Linked DNA regions of Homo sapiens: region 2 is linked to region 1. A link is an interaction called in ENCODE POLR2A ChIA-PET data of the cell type or tissue named here. Cell type or tissue: GM12878. All regions are shown on one strand. Each heading gives the region's core, and the rest is flanking DNA. Links, peaks and the distances in the headings are about the cores only.

What was found. ChIA-PET counts read pairs that join two places held together with the same protein. Peaks named below come from ENCODE experiments on the same cell type or tissue, not always from the same donor. Only the 100,000 strongest peaks of a DNase experiment are listed, where the experiment ranks them.
Region 2: POLR2A ChIA-PET joins it to region 1 with 7 read pairs; 2 of 35 experiments call an interaction of 5 or more read pairs at or near these places.

The regions. Positions count from the first base shown.
Region 1 is chr19:35,234,794-35,247,171 of GRCh38, forward strand. No RefSeq gene overlaps it. Among named protein-coding and RNA genes, the nearest start is that of LSR, 8.0 kb to the right of the region's middle. In GM12878, for the core only: no CTCF peak of the experiment used is centred there; a DNase peak (open chromatin) is centred at 5,708; H3K27ac peaks cover 256 bases.
Region 2 is chr19:35,118,505-35,125,121 of GRCh38, forward strand. It overlaps FXYD3 (FXYD domain containing ion transport regulator 3), which reads left to right. Exons shown (of 9, transcript NM_005971.4): 3 at 859-912; 4 at 2,574-2,606; 5 at 2,718-2,741; 6 at 4,261-4,335; 7 at 4,414-4,450; 8 at 4,767-4,804; 9 at 4,937-5,820. The coding sequence starts at 873. The coding sequence ends at 4,953. It overlaps MIR6887 (microRNA 6887), which reads left to right and starts at 4,196; the gene lies at 4,196-4,260. LGI4 (leucine rich repeat LGI family member 4) reads right to left here. Exons shown (of 9, transcript NM_139284.3): 9 at 6,009-6,617. RefSeq lists enhancers at 3,753-4,642, 4,643-5,530, 5,801-5,890. In GM12878, for the core only: no CTCF peak of the experiment used is centred there; no DNase peak of the experiment used is centred there.

The DNA of each region.
Region 1 (12,378 bases), core at 3,236-7,235:
AGTGTCTTAGTCCCAAAGGTATCTAAGCCAATGCTGTCTTTTTATTTTTGATTACCTCAGCACCCTACTCCTGATACTATTTTGGTATCAATCTAGATAAGTTATTTGCTACTATAATAAACTTCCAGCCAGGTGTGGTGGCTCACGCCTGTAATCCCAGCACTTTGGGAGGCTAAGGAGGGCAGATCACCTGAGGTCAGGAGTTTGAGACCAACCTAGCCAACCCTGTCTCTACTAAAAATACAAAAAATGACAAAACCCTGTCTTTACTAAAAATACACAAATTAGCCAGGTGTGGTGGCATGCACCTGAAGTCCCAGCTACTTGGGAGGCTAAGGCAGGAAGATCACTTGAACCCGGGAGGTGGATGTTGCAGTGAGCTGAGATCATGCCACTGCACTCCAGCCTGGGTGACAGAGCAAGACTTCATCTAAAAAAAAAAAAAAAAAAATTCCCCCCAAATCTCAACCACATAAAACAACTAAGGTTTACTTTTTACTCATTGTGCATTGGTATTGGAATCACTCAGGAATCCAGGGTGATGGCGCAACTGCCATCTCAAACATTTTCAGTTTCTTCCAAGGAGAAAGAAAGAGCTCTCTGTAAGATTTTGGGTCTACATTAAATGCTTTGCCCTTAAGTAACACATGTCATGTCGCTTGCTCACAAACCATTGGCTAGAAACAGCTACATGGCACCACCAATCCACCAAGCCAACAAAAGAAATTGAACTCTAGCTGGGCGCCGTGCCTCACGCCTGTAATCCCAGCACTTTGGGAGGCTGAGGCGGCGGATCACGAGGTCAGGAGATCGAGACCATCCTGGCTAACACCGTGAAACCCCATCTCTATTAAAGATACAAAAAAATTCGCCGGGCGTGGCGGTGTGCACCTGTAGTCCCAGCTGCTGGGGAGGCTGAGGCAGCAGAATGGCGTGAACCTGGGAGGCGGAGCTTGCAGTGAGCCGAGATCGCGCCACTGCACTCCAGCCTGGGCGACAGAGCAAGACTCCATCTCAAAAAAAAAAAAAAAAAAATGGAACTCTACTATTTCCAGGAATCTTTTGGCAAATGGCAGTAATGATTTCCATGGCTAATGTCTATTACAAGGGATTTTTCCTCTGGTGTTCTCCTTTATATCACAGAGTTAAAACCATTTCCAAAATCCTCACATCAGCTCTCCCCTAAAGTTCTACTGGCCAGGATTGGGGCCCATGCCCAGGTCTAAACCAATCTCTGAAAATAAATGAAGCTTACATCGTTGGCTTAAACCAATTAGAATTTGTTGCCTAGGATTGGGTAAGGTCAGCTTTTTCTTAGCAGAAGCCACTGAAGACCCAGACAAAATCAGGGTTTTGTATGCAGGGGAGTTGTAGAAAAGAATGCTGATTTGGTGTAGCCAACCATGTCTTCCACAGCATTGACTGATGGGAAAATATTAGTTGTACCAGAATTGTGCCAGGCACTGTGTGAGCCACATGACCCCAGGCAAGTTGCTGAGACTTTCCTTTTTTTTTTTTTTTGAGACAGAGTCTCACTCTCTAGCCCCCAGGCTGGAGTGCGGTGGTGCAATCTTGGTTCACTACAGCCTTTGCCTCCCAGGTTCAAGCAATTCTCTTCCCTCAGCCTCCCAAGTAGGTGGGATTACAGGCATGTACCACCATGCCCAGCTGATTTTTGTATTTTTAGTAGAGACGGGGTTTCACCATGTTGACCAGGCTGGTCTTGAACTCCTGACCTCAAGTGATCTGCCCGCCTCGGCCTCCCAAAGTGCTGGGAATACAGATGTGAGCCACAGCACCCGGCCAGAACTACTGGAGACTGGTAAATTTATAAGGAAAAGAAGATTAATTGACTCACAGTTCTGCATGGCTGGGGAGGCCTCAGGAAACTTCCAATCATGGTGCAAGGCGAAAGGGAAGCAGGCACCTTCACAAGGTGGCAGCAAAGAGACAGCAATTAGGGAACTGCCAGCTACTTTTAAAGCATCAGATCTCATGAGAACTCCCTCACTGCACGGGAGAAACCACTCCCATAATCCAATTACCTTCCACTGGGTCCCTCCCTTGACCTGTGGGGATTACAATTCAAGATGAGACTTGGGCGGGGACACAAAACCAAACCATATCACTCATCCACCTTGCACCAGACACCAAGGATCCAGGCTAAGTCCCTGACCTCTTGGAGCTTACATCCTAGTGGGGATGTATTAGTCAGGATAGGTTAAGTTATGCTATGTAACAAAGGATTCTAAAATCTTAGTGGCTTAATAAAATTTTTTTTCATGCGACATGTCCAAATTTGGCTGGGGAGAGCTATACTCCACAAAGTCCCTTCAGATACTGTGGCTAACAGAGGTGGTACCATCTGCAACATCATTAGTTGCTATGGCAGGATAAGGGAGTATAGCAAATCATGAACTGGCAATTGAATGCTTTGGTCAGTGATATGGTTTGGCTGTGTCCCCACCCAAACCTCATCTCATATTGTAGCTCTCATAATCCCCACGTGTCATGGGAAGGACCCGATGGGAGGTAATTGAATCATGAGAGCAGGTTTTTCCCATGCTATTCTCATGATAGTGAATAAGTCTCACAAGATCTGATGGTTTTTTTCTTTCTTTCTTTCTTTCTTTTTTTTTTTTTTTTTTTTTTGAGGGAGAGTCTCACTCTGCTGCTGCCCAGGCTGAAGTGCAGTGGCACGATCTCAGCTGACAGCAACCTCTGCCTCCCTGGTTCAAGCGATTCTTGTGCCTCAGCCTCCTGAGTAGCTGGAATTACAGATGTGCACCACCATGCCCAGCTAATTTTCATATTTTTAGTAGAGAGGGGGTTTCACCATGTTGGCCAGGCTGGTCTTGAGCTCCTGACCTCAAATGATCCACCTGCCTCGGCCTCCCAAAGTGCTGGGATTACAGGCATGAGCCACCATGCCTGGTGAGATCTGATGGTTTTATAAAGGGCAGTTCCCCTACACACAGTTGCTTGCCTGCCGCCATGTAAGACACGCCTTTGCTCCTCCTTTGCCTTCTGCCATGATTATGAGGCCTCCCCAGCCATGTGCAGCTCTGAGTCCATTAAACATCTTTTTCTTTAGAAATTACCCAGTCTCAGATATTTCTTCATAGTAGCAAGCAAATAGACTAATACACAGATGGTAAACAAATAAATGACTAATAAAACATCAGGTCATGGTAAATGCTTTGAAGAAAAAAAGAAGGCGCAAAGAGAGATTGGGGATGGAGACTATTAGGGGATGAATTATGACCCCACAAGTTCATATGTTGAAACACTGACCCCCAATACCTCAGAATATGACTGTATTGGGAAACAGGGCTTTTAAAGAGGTAATTAAGTTAAAATAGGGTTGTTAGAGTGGGTTCTAATCCAATATGACTAGTGCCCTTAAAAGATGAGGGAATTAGAACCCAGGCAGAGGGATGACCATGTGAGGACATAGTGAAAAGGGAACCATCTGCACACCAAGAAGAAAGGCCTCAGAATGAAACCAAACCTGCCAACACCTTGATTTTGGACTTCTAGCTTACAGAATTGCGAAGAAATAAATTTCTGTTGTTTAAACCACCCAGTCTCTGGTGTTTGTTATGGCAGCCCTAGCCAACTAATATAGAGACTATTTTATTTTTATTTATTCATTTGTTTTGAGACAGGGTCTCATTCTGTCACCCAGGCTGGAGTGCAGTGGTGTAATCATAGCTCACTGCAGCCTGAAACTCCTGGGTTCAAGTGATTCTCCTGTCTCAGCCTCCTAAGTAGCTAGGACTACAGGGACGTGCCACCATGCCTAGCTAATTTTTAAAATTTTTGGTAGAGATGGTAGACTGGATAAAGAAAATGTATACACCATGTAGAGGCTTGTCTTAAACTTACAGCCTCAAACTATCCTCCTGTCTCAGCCTCCCAAAGTACTGGGATTACAGGTGTGGGACACCATGCCCAGCCTGTGGGGAGAGAGGTAGGTGAGAAGAGAAGGCTTCTCTGAAGAAGTGACATTTGAGCAGACCTATATAAGATGGTTATGAAGATTCACACAGCGGCTCATGCCTGTGATCCCAGCACTTTGGGAGGCTGAGGCAAGTGGAGCACCTGAGATCATGAGTTCAAGACCAGCCTGGCCAACATGGTGAAACCCCATCTCTACTAAAGATACAAAAATTATCCAGGTGTGGTGGTGCACGCCTATAATCCCAGCTACTCAGAAGGCTGAGACAGGAGAATTGCTTCAACCTGGGAGGTGGAGGTTGTAGTGAGCTGAGATTGTGCCACTGCATTCTAGCCTGGGTGACAGAGTGAGACTCTGTCTCAAAAAAAAAAAAAAAAAAAAAAAAAAATCCAGAGAAAGCAAGGTCTGAACTAAGCACACCGCACATGCAAAGGTCTTGAGGTGGGAACAGGTTTGCTATGTGAATACCCATCAGCCAAAGACAATCAGGCATGCACCTATGAACAAAGTTAGGTTTTTTGACTTGCTGCAGTGAGGGCAGATGTACACCATGGGGAATGGTGTGGTGTCTCAGGAAGGTGTCAGAGAAGACTAACAGAATTTGGGCTGTGTTGTATGATTGTGGGAAGGATTCAAAGAAGTGGGGATTTGCTTTGGGTTGGGTGCTATCAAAAAGTGTAACCAATTCTTTTTTTTCAAACTTTTGATTTTAAGTTCAGGGGTATGTGTGCAGGTTTCTTATAGAGGTAAATTTATATCATGGGGGTTTGTTGTACATATAATTTCATCACCCAGGTATTAAGCCTAGTACCCCTTAGCTATTTTTCCTGATCCTCTCCCTCCTCCCACACTCTACCCTCTGATAGGCTCCAGTGTGTGTTGTTCCCCTTTATGTATTTGTGTTCTCATCATTTAGATTCCACTTATAAGGGAGAACATGCGGTATTTAGTTTTCTCTTTCTGCATTAGTTTGCTAAGGATAATGACCTTCAGCTCCATTCTTGTTCCTGCAAAGGGCATGATTTCATTCTTTTTTATGGCTGCATAGTATTCCATAGTGTATATGTACCACATTTTTTTAATCCAGTCTACCATTGATGGACATTTAGGTTGATCCTATGTCTTTGCTATTGTGAATAGTGCTGCAATGAATATAAGTGTGCATGTGTCTTTATGATAGAACAATTTATATTTCTTTGGGTGTATACCCAGTAATGGGCTTGTTAGGTTGAATGGTAGTTCTGTTTTTAGGTCTTTGAGGAATTGCCACACTGTCTTACATGCTAATTAACACTCCCACCAACAGTGTGTAAGCATTCCTTTTTCTCTGCAACCTCGCCAGCATGTTGTTTTTTGACTTTTTAATAATAGCCATTCTGACTGATGTGAGATGGTATCTCATGGTGGTTTTGATTTGCGTTTCACTAATGATTAGTGATGTTGAGCTTTTTTATATGATTCTTGGCCAGATGTATATTTTCTTTTGAAAAGTGTTTGGTCATGTCCTTTGCCCACCACGAGTGTAACCAATTCTATCTTTTCTAGAAGGTGAGAAGAACGGAGCAAAGCTAAAACTGAAATTGGTAAAGAAACAGCAGCCATTCAGATCAGCTGAGAGAAGGGGATGCTTGATATTTTGTGGTTTGGACAGTGTTCCTGTTTTGTCTCTGTGCAGGCATAATTACAGAGCAGTCTTGTTTCTATCTAGATGCATCAGAGTCACAGACAGGCCTTTGTTGTTGTTGTTCTGTGAACATTGTTCACCTTCAACAGGAGAACATCATGACCTAACAGTGCATTCTAGACAAGCTGCTAGCAACACCAAGACCCAGTTGTTACTGTTAGGCCAGCTCCCAGCTGTTAGAGGCTGCTTTCTCTTTCTTACATAGATGAGGAACTTCAGTGAAGTCTCTTCCAGCAATGAAAGACTGATCAAATGGCTTTCACTCTGTGACCCTCCGTTTCCTTATTTTCAAAGGATTTTAATTGTACTGGCCACATAGTGCTCTTGTGTGGATTTGATGAGATGTTATCTATAAAGTATCAGCCAGTATTATTATCTAGGGGTTAGCAATATGGACTCATCCTCCAAATATCAGAGTTCTGTGTTGGGACTCTGGATTACTACTTCTGATCATGGTTGTGCAGACACAGGGGGTGGGCCATGATTGGCTTAATCCCCACCAGCTGAACTGGCTTCCAGAAGGTATAAAGGGATAGCCACTGGATTTTCTCCCCTTTTGTTCCCTTTGGAAGGTGGACATTTAGGGATTAGGATATTCAAAAGCAACTGTGCATACAAGGGAATTTAGAAAGTCACTGCACAAGCTCAGGGAAAGATGCAAATTCAGAAAAGACCTAAGATGATCATAAGCTTTCATTTTAGGTTGATTCTAGCACAGATACATCTTATAACAATAAACAAACAAAAAAACCAGCAAACCCTGGGGAATGGGGAAAAGCTGATTTCCAGAGTTAGCACATTGTAAGATTCAAATGTCCATTTTCAACAAAAAAGTCACAAGACATACATACAAAGAAACAAGAGAGTATGGCCCATTCAAAGAAAAAATAAATAAACAATACCTGAGGAAGCCCAGGTGGTAGACTTACTAGACAAAGACATAAATAACTGTCTCAAAGATGCTCAAACAGCTAAAGGAGACATAGACGAAGACAGAAAAATGATGTATGAACAAAAGAAGAATATCAGCAAAAAGACAGAAAATGCAAAAAGGAACCAAAAGGAAAATTCTGGAGCTAAAAATACAATTAACTGAAATAAAAAATTCACTGAAGGGGCTCAAAAACAGATTTGAGCAGGCAGAAGAAAAATCAGCAAACTTGGTGACAGGAAAATTTATTGAGTCTGAGGGACAGGAAGAAAAAAGATTAAAGAAAGCTGAACAGAGCCTAAAGGATCTGTGGGACACCACAGAGGAGACCAACATACATATTATGGGAGGTCCAGAAGGAGAAGAGAGAGAAAAAGAGGAAGAAAGAATTGTAATTTTAAGAAATAAGATTGAAAACTTCCCAAATTTGATGATAGACATGAATCAACAAATCTAAAAACTCAATAAACTCCAAGTATGAAAAACCCAGAGATTCAAGCTGAGACACATTATAATCAAACTGTAAAAAGCCAAAGCCAAAGAAACAATCTTGAAAGCAGCAAGAGAGAAGCAACTTGTTACATTCAAGAAATCCTCAATAAGATTATTGGCAGATTTATCATTAGAAACCTTGGATGCCAAAGGCAGTGGGTTAATACACTTGACATGCCAAAAGAAGAAGAAGAAAAAAAAGACCTATCAACCAAGAATTCTATAGCTACCCAATCTATCCTCCAACAATGAGGAAGAAGTTCAGATATTCCTGGATAAACAAAAGCTGAGGGAGTTCATTACCACTAGTCCTTCCCTACTAGAAATGCTAAACGAAGTCCTTCAGGTTGAAATGAAAGAGTGCAGACAGTAATTTGAAGACATGAAGAAAAAAATTAAAATCTCTGCTAAAGGTAAATACATGAGCAATTATAAAAGCTACTGTTATCATAATTTGAGTTTATAATTTCACTTTTTATTGTCTACATGATATAAAATAAAATGGATGAAAACAATTATTAATCTTCATTATTGGGAAAACAATGTATATAGGTGTGATTTGTGACACTGACAACAGAAAAGGAATGACAGAGGCCAGGTATGGTGGCTCATGCCTGTAATCCCAGCACTTTGGGAGGCAGAGGCAGGTGGATCACTTGAGGTACCTGAGGTCAGGAGTTCAAGAGCAGCCTGGCCAACATGGCGAAATCTCATCTCTACTAAAAATAGAAAAATAAAATTAGCCGAGCATGGTGGCAGACACCTGTAATCCCAGCTACTGGGGCGGCAGAGGCAGCAGAATTGCTTGAACCCAGGTGGCAGAGGCTGCAGTGAGCCAAGATTGCACCATTGCACTCCAGCCTGGGTGACAGAGCAAGGCTCCATCTCAAAAAAAAAAAAAAAGAAAGAAAAAGGAAAAGGAGTGACAGAGCTATATAAGAGCAGAGTTTATATATATACTATCGAAATTAAGCTGGTATAAATGTAAATTGGAGTATTATAATTTTAGGTTTTATATATAATATAATCTCCTCTATAACCACAAAATAAAAAGCTACAAAATATACACAACTGGAAATGAAAAGAGAATCAAAACATTTCGCTACAAAAAAAAAATTAAACATAAACAGTAATGGAGAAAATGAGGGACAAAAAGCCATAAGGTATATAGAAAACAAGTAGCAAAATGGCAGTAATTTTGCTGATAGTCATTTCTTTAAATCAAGATGGAGATTTCCAGAATGTATTTTTAAAAACCACCCAACAATACGCTGTCTATAAAGGATTCATGTTAGATCCAAAGGCACGAATATGTTCAAAGCAAAAGATATGGAAAATGATATTCCATGCAAACAGTAACCAAAAGATAGCTTGAGTGGCTATGCGAATATCAGACAAAATAGACTTTAAATCAAAACAATTTACAAGAGACAAGACAGACATTACAAATTAATAAAAAGTTAAATATCTCAATAAGATGTAACAGTTATAAACATTTCTGCACCTAATAACAGACCTCAAAATATAAAGCAAAAATTGATAGACTCAAAGGAGAAATACACAGTTCTACCATAATAGTTGGAGAGTTCAAAATCCCACTTTCAATAATGGATAGAACACACAGACAGAAAGTAAGTAAAAATATAGTGGACTTGAACAACACAAAAACCAACTAGACCTAACAGATACATATGGAACACTCACCCAATTAAAAAAAAAATCCAAGTACACATGAGACATTCTCTATGATAGATGACATGTTGAGGCATAAGTTAAATCTCAGTAGATTTTAAAATACCTATCAAACGAACTCTTTTCTTTGATCACAACAAGATAAAGTTAGAAATCAATAATAGAAGGAAAAATGAAAATTCACAAATATGTGAAAATTAAACAACATTCTCTTAAACAACCAACAGGTCAAAGAAGAAATCACAAAGGAAATCAGAAAATACTTAGGGACAAGTAGGAAAGAAAACAAAATATACCAAACTTATGAGATGCCCCAAAAACAGTGCTCAGAGGGAAATTAATAGCTATTAATGCCCATGTAAAAAGAATAACTATCTCAAATTAATAACCTGACTTACATCTTATGGAACTAGAAAAAGTAGAGCAAACAAAACCCAAAGCCAGCAGAAGAAAGGAAATAATAGAGACTAGAGCAGAAACTCATAAAATAGAGAAAGAGAATAGACAAAAAAATCTGTAAAACCAAAAGTTGGTTTTTTGAAAAGATTAACAAAATTGGCAAACCTTTGGTGAGACTGATGAAGCACCAAAGAGAGAAGACGCAAATAACTAAAATCAGAAATGAAAGTGGCAATACCACTAATTTTAAACCACCTAGCAAAGAAAAATCTTAAACCAGATGGCTTCATGAGTTAGTTCAACCAAACATTTAAAGAAGAATTCACACAAATAATTTTCAAACTTCCAAAAAATTGAAGAGAAGGAAACACTTTCTAACTCATTCTGTGCAGCCAGTATTACCATAATACCAAAGCCAAATAAAGAAATCACTAGAAAAGAAAATTACAGACTAATATCCCATATGAATATAGATACAAAAATCCTCAAAAAAATTAGCAAATCAAGTTCATTAGCATATTAAAAGGATTACTCAAATATCCAAGTATGATTTATGCAGGAATGCAAGGGTGGTTCAACATAAGAAAATTAATCAATGTAATACATCACATTATTAGAATGAAGGTAAAAAACACACACATGATCATCTGAATTAATACAGAAAAGGTATTTGACAAAATTCAACACACCTTCATGATTAAAAAAAAAAAAACAGAAAACTAATCATACAGGGAAAATTCCTCAATGTGATAAAGGGTATTTATGAAAAACTCACAGCTATCATCATACTCAATGGTGAAAGATTGAAAGCTTTCCCCCTAAGATCAGGAGTAAGACAAAGATGGCCATTTTCACCATGGCTATTGAACACTGTATTGGAAGTTCCACCCAGAGCTATCAGACAGAAAAAGGAAATAAAAGTCATTCAGATTGGAAAGAAAGCAGTAAAACTATCTCTATTCACAGATGACACGATCTATGTATAGAAAATCCAAAAGAATTCACAAGACAGCTACTACAGTTAATAAACAAGTTGCAGGGTACCAGATCAACACACAAAAATCAGTCATGTTTCTATGCACCAGCACTGAACAATCCGAAGAGGAAATTGAGAAAACAATTTCATTTACAACAGCATCTAAAACAATTAAATACTTAGGAATAAATCTAACCAATGAGGTGAAAGACTTGTACACTGAAAATGACAAAAGATTGCTAAAATAAGGCCTGGCACGGTGGCTCAAGCCTGTAATCCCAGCACTTTGGAAGGCCGAGGCGGGCGGATCACGAGGTCAGGAGATCGAGACCATCCTGGCTAACACGATGAAACCCCATCTCTACTAAAACTACAAAAAATTAGCCGGGCGTGGTGGTGGGCGCCTGTAGTCCCAGCTACTCAGGAGGCTGAGGCAGGAGAATGGCGTGAACCTGGGAGGCGGAGCTTGCAGTGAGCTGAGATTGGGCCACTGCACTCCAGCCTGGGTGACAGAGCAAGACTCAGTCTCAAAAAAAAAAAAAAAAAAAAAAAAAGATTGATAAAATAAATTAACAAGTATCTAAATAAATGGCATAAATGGCAAGATGTGTTCATGGATAGAAAGACTTAACATTAAAAATGTCAATACTACCCAAAACAATCTACAGATTCAACACAATGCTGATCAAAATTCCAACGTCTTTTCCCAAAGAAATGGAAGCAGATCCTCAAATTCATATGGAGTTTTAAGGGGCCCCCAATAACCAAAACAATACTGAAAGAGAAGAATAAAGTTAGAGGACTCACACTTTCCATCTGTGAACTTACTACAGAGCTATAGTAATTAAAACATATGGTACTTGCATAAGGATAGGCGTATAGATCAATGAAATAGAATACAGAACCGAGAAACAAACCCTCACATATATGATTAATTGATTTTTGACAAGGAAGCCAAGACCACTTAATGGGAAAAGGACAGTGTTTTCAACAAATGGTAGAGGGAAAACTGAATATCCATATGCAAAAAAATGAAGTTGGACCCTTCTACCACATACTAAAATTAAAATGGCCCAGGCCGGGTGCAGTGGCTCACACCTATGTGAGCACTTTGGGAAGCCAAGGCAGGTAGATTACTTGAGGTCAGGAGTTCGAGACCAGCCTGGCCAACATGGTGAAACCCCATCTCTTCTAAAAATACAAAAATTAACCCAGTGTGGTGGCATGCACCTGTAATCCCAAATACTCGGGAGGCTGAGGCATGAGAATCGGTTGAACCCGGCAGGTGGAGGTTGCAGTAAGCGGAGATCACACCACTGCACTCCAACCTGGGCGACAAAGTGAGACTCAGTCTCAAAAAATAAAATGAAATAAAATAAAGTGGCTCAAAGACTCAATTTAAGAGTTAAAACTATAAAACTCTTAGAAGAAAATATTGTTGAAAATCTTCATCACATTGGACTTGGCAACAACTGCATAAATAGGATACCAAAAGTACAAGGAAGAAAAAATAGTAGGTAAATTGAACTTCATCAAATTAAGAACTTTTGTGCACCAAAGGACACTATCAAGAAAGTGAAAAAACCTGGAGAATGGAAGAAAATATTTGCAGATCATATATCTAACAAGGGATTAATATTCAAAATATATATAGAACTCCTACAACTTGACAACAAAAAAACAAACAACCCAATTCAAAAATGGGCAAAGTACTTGAATAGACACTTCTCCAAAGAAGATATACTAATGGACAATAAATTCGTGGAAATATGCTCAACATCGTTAGTCATTGGGGAAATGCAGATTACAACCACAATGAGATGCCACTTCACACTAACCAGGATGGCCATAATCAAGAAAATGGATAATAAGTTTTGGTGGGGATGTGGAGAAATTGGAATCCTCCGTGCATTGCTGGTGGGAATGTACAATAGTGCAGTCATTGGGGAAAACAGTTTGGCAGTTCCTCAAAAGGTTAAAAATAGAACTACCAAGTCACCCAGCAATTCCATTCTTAGGCATATATTCAAAAGAAATGAAAGCAGATATTTGTACACCAGTGTTCACAGCTGCACTATTTACAATAGTCAAAAGGTAGAAACAACCTAGGTCCATCCACAAATGAATGGATAAATAAAACGTAGCATATACATACAATGGTACACTAGTCCGCTGTAAAAAGAAATTTTGATCTTACTGCATGCTACATGGCTTCGACATACTACAACATGGATGGACCTTGA
Region 2 (6,617 bases), core at 691-4,690, 120 kb before region 1:
TCAGGAAGGAGAGAGAAACGAGTTCCTTATGCTGAGCAGGTCTACCTGGGAAAGAGAAAGTGTTTGCTGTCACCAGGAACTCTGCTGGGCCTAGGGTAGGGTCAGGGGCTGGGCTGGGGACCCCGGCTAGGCAGAGCCAGGGCTGGGACCGGGAAGGGCATGGGTGTGGGATGAGGGGCAGGAGGTTCGGGGGAACAGAGATGGAGCTAGGGCTGCAGCCAGGAGGTAGAGTCCCCCTCTACCCCCAGTCCCAGCCTCACGTCAATTCCTCCACACACCACCCCACCCCCAAGCAGCTTGAAGAACCTGCTCAGTCCTCAGCCTGAAGTCTGCAATGTCCTGGCAGGGCCGGGCAGGCTCTGAGCGGTCTACGGAGACACTCCTGGGAAGCGGGCCTCCTGCCGCCTGGCTCCCAATGCCCCGCTTCCCCAAACACCCCAAGGCCCTGACAGTCCCTAGTTAGGAGCAGCTGCTGGGGAGCCAGGCCTGGCTTAAATCCTACTTCCTGGCTAGAGCACCTAGTTTCACCTCTCAGAGCCTCAGTCTCCCCATCTGTCCAGTGAGGACAACAGCGGGCAGTGGCGCCCTTGTTTGGTTGCGGGGCGATTCCCAGAAAGCCTGAAGTCCATGTCCAGTGAGTTATTATGGCTCCTCCCGCCTCAGGCCCGAGTTTCACCCAGTCCCCACTCCACGGTGCAGCTGCGGCTTATCTCTCAGCCCAGCGAGATGCCAGCCTTCCTGTCCCGGGTGAGCTGCGCACCCTGCCTGGGGAGCAGGGGAGGAGGGTTGGGGAGCCACAGGCACAGGGCCAGCCTCCCGGTGGCTCTGCTAAGGCCAGACCTCCCGCCACCCCTCTAGGCCAGCGCTCTGACATGCAGAAGGTGACCCTGGGCCTGCTTGTGTTCCTGGCAGGTGAGTACCCATCCCCCGTCTGCCTTTTCCTCTGGATCCCCTGGATGCGGGGATCCAACCTCTGTCTCTCTCCTGTGCTTTTCTACCTCCCCGGGAAGGTGGTAAATGTTAGAACAGCATCTCCCTGAGGGTAAGAAAAGTCAGACTAGTGATAGCCGGGGATACACGAGAAGAGCTGGCTCACACAGCTGGAAAGTCACCGTCTTCCCCATTCTCTCGATCTCTTCTTTTTTTTTGGCTTTTTTTGTTTTTGTTTTTGTTTTTGTTTTTGTTTTTGAAAGGGAGTCTCTGTTGCTCAGGCTGGAGTGCAATGGCGCAATCACAGTTCACTACAGCCTTGAACTCCTGGGGTCAAGCGATCCTACTCTCTTAGCCTCCTACACAGCTAGAATGCCAGGCACACGCCACCATGCCCAGTGCATTTTTGATTTTTTGCAGAGACGAGGTCTCACTGTGTTGCCCAAGCTGGTCTCAAACTCCTGGCTGAGTTTGATCCTCCCACCTCAGCCTTCCAAAGTGCTGGGATTACAGGCATGAGCCACACTGCACTGGCCTTGATTGACTATTAAACAGAAATAACGGAAGCTAGAGAAGATGATGAAATGACACCTTCAAAGCACTGAAAGAAGATAACTGCCCTGCCAGTTCTCTAAAAACTTCAAGTAGAAGGCTCAGCTCAGTGCGACTGCATCTTTAACTTCCAAACACTTTTCCCTTTTTTCTTTTCTTTTTTTTTTTTCGGAGACAGAGTCTCGCTCTGTTGCCCAGGCTGGAGTGCAGTGGCATGATCTCGGCTCACTGCAACCTCCACCTCCCAGGTTCAAGCGACTCTCCTGCCTCAGCCTCCCAAGTAGCTGGCATTACAGGCGTGTGCTGCCATGCCTGGCTAACTTTTGTATTTTTAGAAGAGACAAGGTTTCACCATATTGGCCAGGCTGGTCTCGAACTCCTGACCTCAAGTGATCCTCCTGCCTCGGCCTTCCAAAGTTTTGGGATTACAGGCCTAAGCCACTGTGCCCAGCCCGCTTTTTACTTTTTCACTGCAGCCTTGACCTCCCAGGCTCAAGAGATCCTTCCACGTCAGCCTCCCAAAGCTCTGGGATTACAGGCACACTTTTTGTCCATTACATAGGGCAAGACCAGTATTCCCTGCAGGGTAGTGATCTAAAATTACATTTTCAATAAAGTCTATTTAAGTGTATAATAGTGAGTCATTTTCAATGATGTGCAAACACCAGACCAGGTGGGTGTGGACATGGTGGAAGCGGGAGGATGGGCTTTGAGCATGATTGGACTTGGGGAAACAGGAATCTGGGAACTGAAACCATCTGTCGTCTTGACCAGAAAAGTCCCCCGCTGCTGCAGGAGGCATGGATTAACCACGTGTCTGGAAACATGAGACCAAATAGTGGCTAAAAACCTCCTAGATTAGAACCCATTTCAGGTGGCAGAATGCTGGCGTGACTCGGAGGTGTGGGGCTGAGTGGGCGAGTCCACATTTCCTCGTTGGGATATGAGGGGATGAGGTGGCTGCTCAGTGACAGGACCCCTGTCCCGCAGGAGACCCTTTCCCAAGGCCCCTGAAACTCCCCAGGCCCTGCCCAAAGGCTTGGCTGAGGCCGGCATCACCATCTCCCCTCCTTCCCCTCTTCTCCCACTAGGCTTTCCTGTCCTGGACGCCAATGACCTAGAAGGTGAGTCAGACTGGACTCTCACCCGTCACACCCCCAAATTCTCCCCTGGGTGGGGAAGGCCTGCATCCTGGCTGTAATCCTGGATTCATGATCTTTTTTCTTTCCTTGCAGATAAAAACAGTCCTTTCTACTATGGTGAGAGCCCGTGCCCCCTTTCCCCTCCCCACAACCCCACATACTGCTTGGTGCCAAGGGTTCCCATACAGGGTTGGGGCCTGACGTGAGCATCACAGGACAAAGATACGAAGGGACTAGGATGGGGTTACTGAATATGCCACACAGTGGATTAAAGGAACTAGAGGCAGCAACCTGGCCTTTGGGAAGGTTCTATTCCAGCAAGATAGACACACGCAGGAGGTGAGGACAGTTTGCAAGAAGCCATTGGTTGGTTCAGATCAACTGCTGGGAGAAGTGTTGACTTGAGAAAACTTCCTGGAGGTGGTGAGCTATTGGATCAAAACCCTCATCTGGCCTCCAGGTTCCAATGACCTGCTCCCTACTCCCCGCTCTGCCCTCACCTCTCCACGCTCCTCATTCCTTCTGCTCCAAGCCTCTCAGACACAGCAGACATACTGCCAGCCTCAGACCTCTGCACCTGCTGGTTCCTCTGCCTGGAACACTTCCTTCCACAGAACCACATGGCTCCCTCCCTTCCCTCTGCTCAAATGCAGCCCCCTGAGAGGCCTTCCCTGACAACTCCCTCTAAAAGAGCTGCCATCTGACTTTTTTTTTGTTTTAGAGACAGCGTCTCACACTGTTGCCCAAGCTGGAGTGCTGTGGTGTAATCATAGCTCACTGCAGCCTCAAACTCCTGGTCTCAAGCGATCCTCCTGCCTCAGCCTCCTGAATAGCTGGGACTGCAGGCATACACCACCATGCCTGGCTAATTTTTGTATACTTTGTAGAGATGGGTTCTCACTATGTTGCTCAAGCTGGTCTAGAACTCCTGAACTCCTGAAGTCCCAAAGCACTGGGATTATATTAGGTTGGTTCAAAAGTAATTGTGGTTTTTGCAACTGCTTTTAATGGCAAAAATGCAATTTTTTTTTTTTGAGGCAGAATTTTGCTCTTTCACCCAGAGTGTGACTGGCTGGAGTGCAATGGTGCAATCTTGGCTCACTGCAACCTCTGCCTCCCGGGTTCAAATGATTCTCCAGCCTCAGCCTGCTGAGTAGCTGGGATTACAGGCGCCTACCACCATGCCTGGCTAATTTTTGTATTTTTAGTAAAGACGGGGTTTCACCATGTTGGCCAGGCTGGTCTGGAACTCCTGACCTCAGGTGATCCGCCCACCTTGGCCTCCCAAAGTGCTGGGATATCAGGCGTGAGCCACCATGTCTAGCCAAAAACGCAATCACTTTTGCTCCAACCTAATAGGTGTCAGCCACTATGCCCAGCCCGCCCTCTGACTTTCCATCTCCCACCCCACTTATTTTTCTTCAAACCACTTATCTCTGCCTGACCCTGCACGACAGATCGTGTTTGCTGGTGTGTGAACCAGAATGTGAGCACCTGGGATTTTGTCTGTTTTCTTATGGCGGTGTCCCCAGCACCCTGTGCATCCTAGGTGCTCCATATATATTTGTCAAGAGAATGGGGGGACAGATGGAGAGGACACAGGCTGGCACTGAGGTCCCCTCCACTTTCCTCCTAGACTGGCACAGCCTCCAGGTTGGCGGGCTCATCTGCGCTGGGGTTCTGTGCGCCATGGGCATCATCATCGTCATGAGTGAGTGGAGGAGCTCGGGGGAGCAGGCGGGCCGGGGCTGGGGCTCCCCTCCCCTGACCACTCAGCTCTCCCCAACAGGTGCAAAATGCAAATGCAAGTTTGGCCAGAAGTCCGGGTAAGATACTGTTCCGGCATGCCCGCCTCAGGCTGACTGGACGCTTTTCAGGGTGAAAGGGCTAACTCTCCCAGCAGGAGAGGCCTCGGGGCTCTGCCCTTTAGAGTTCCTGCCGCTAAGATTTCCAGGTTTATTGTTTCTAGCTGGTAATCCCCAGGGGGCCCCAAATCCTGAAATGCTTTGGCCCCTGGGATTGCACAACCCCCCAAATGGAAAGGCAGCCAGGAAGACATGTCTGGGCAGGCTAAGAACCCTCTATCCGGAGGGAGAGGGCAAATGGGGGCGGACACCAATCTCACCACTTTTGTCTCCTTAGTCACCATCCAGGGGAGACTCCACCTCTCATCACCCCAGGTAAGATGGGGCAGCATGGGGCTCAGGGGAACACGGAAGTGGTGTGTGTGTGTGTGTGTATGTGTGTGTTTGCACACTGGAAAGAAAAGAACTCAATCCACCCTCACAAACGGACCCCATCACTTCCCGCAGGCTCAGCCCAAAGCTGATGAGGACAGACCAGCTGAAATTGGGTGGAGGACCGTTCTCTGTCCCCAGGTCCTGTCTCTGCACAGAAACTTGAACTCCAGGATGGAATTCTTCCTCCTCTGCTGGGACTCCTTTGCATGGCAGGGCCTCATCTCACCTCTCGCAAGAGGGTCTCTTTGTTCAATTTTTTTTAATCTAAAATGATTGTGCCTCTGCCCAAGCAGCCTGGAGACTTCCTATGTGTGCATTGGGGTGGGGCTTGGGGCACCATGAGAAGGTTGGCGTGCCCTGGAGGCTGACACAGAGGCTGGCACTGAGCCTGCTTGTTGGGAAAAGCCCACAGGCCTGTTCCCTTGTGGCTTGGGACATGGCACAGGCCCGCCCTCTGCCTCCTCAGCCATGGGAACCTCATATGCAATTTGGGATTTACTAGTAGCCAAAAGGAATGAAAGAGAGCTCTAACCAGATGGAACACTGGAACATTCCAGTGGACCCTGGACCATTCCAGGAAAACTGGGACATAGGATCGTCCCGCTATGATGGAAGTGTTCAGACAGTTTATAATAGTAAGCCCCTGTGACCCTCTCACTTACCCCGAGACCTCACTTTATTACAAGATCTTTCCAAATACCCAAATGTCCCTGCAAGCCCGTTAAATAATTCCCTATGCTACCCTTAATAACATACAATGACCACATAGTGTGAGAACTTCCAACAAGCCTCAAAGTCCCTTGAGACTCCCCAATACCTAATAAGGCATGCGAAATGTTCTCATGAACTACCCCACAACACGCCTAAAACTCAAAACACCCAAAAATATCTCCTCCAATGTCCTGAAACATGAACCCAAAAAGAGACCCACAATAAACTCGTGACTTGTCCCCTCATCATGCCGTTTTATCCCTCAAACATCCCCTGAGTCCCTCCATAACCACGAACCCACACTCAGAGACCATGAACTGCGGAAACGCCTCCCTGGGACCTGGGCCGCTCCGAGCACTGCTCCAGGGACACCATCCCCGCCCTGTGCCGTTCACAGGACATCCTCTCCCAAGGATCCACAACACTGGGCGGGGAGGGTGCACAGCGCATTTATTGAGCTCGGACTCGTCTTGTCCTTGCCTCCGTCGCCCATCTAGAAGGGCACCAGGCTCCCCGCGACACCTCCCGCTGTCCCTCCCTGTGCCCCGGCGCACGCGCAAGAGGCGCAAAAGGCACAGCTTGCTGGGCGGCCGCACGCATGCGCACAAGCAGCAGAGGGGAACCCGCCCAGTGCTGAGTTGTCTTCGAGGTTGGCGCTCCTCCAGGAAAGCGATTGGCTGCGTGGAGTTTAGAATGGGAAAGGAATGCCATCAACCCCTCGGTGCTTTCAGAGGGACCAGCGGGGTAGGAGCGGGTTGAGAGGGGGGCTCCGGGACCTCATGGAGCTCTGCACGTGACCTCCACCTCGACTCCATGCAGTGCACCAGCCTGCACCCCCCAGGTTGCCTTTGATGGGGAATCTGCCCCAGCCGAGATGTCCAGATGTTGCTTTAGACCTGAAGGGCAGCTCGGGAGGTCCAGTAGGCTGGGACCCTCTATGTCCCCCCATGGGTGCAGATCCTTTAAGAAGTGGGCTTAAGGCCTAGACGTGTGGCTGATGAACGTGGCCCACGGTCAGCAGCTCACAGGCGGGCCATCACCC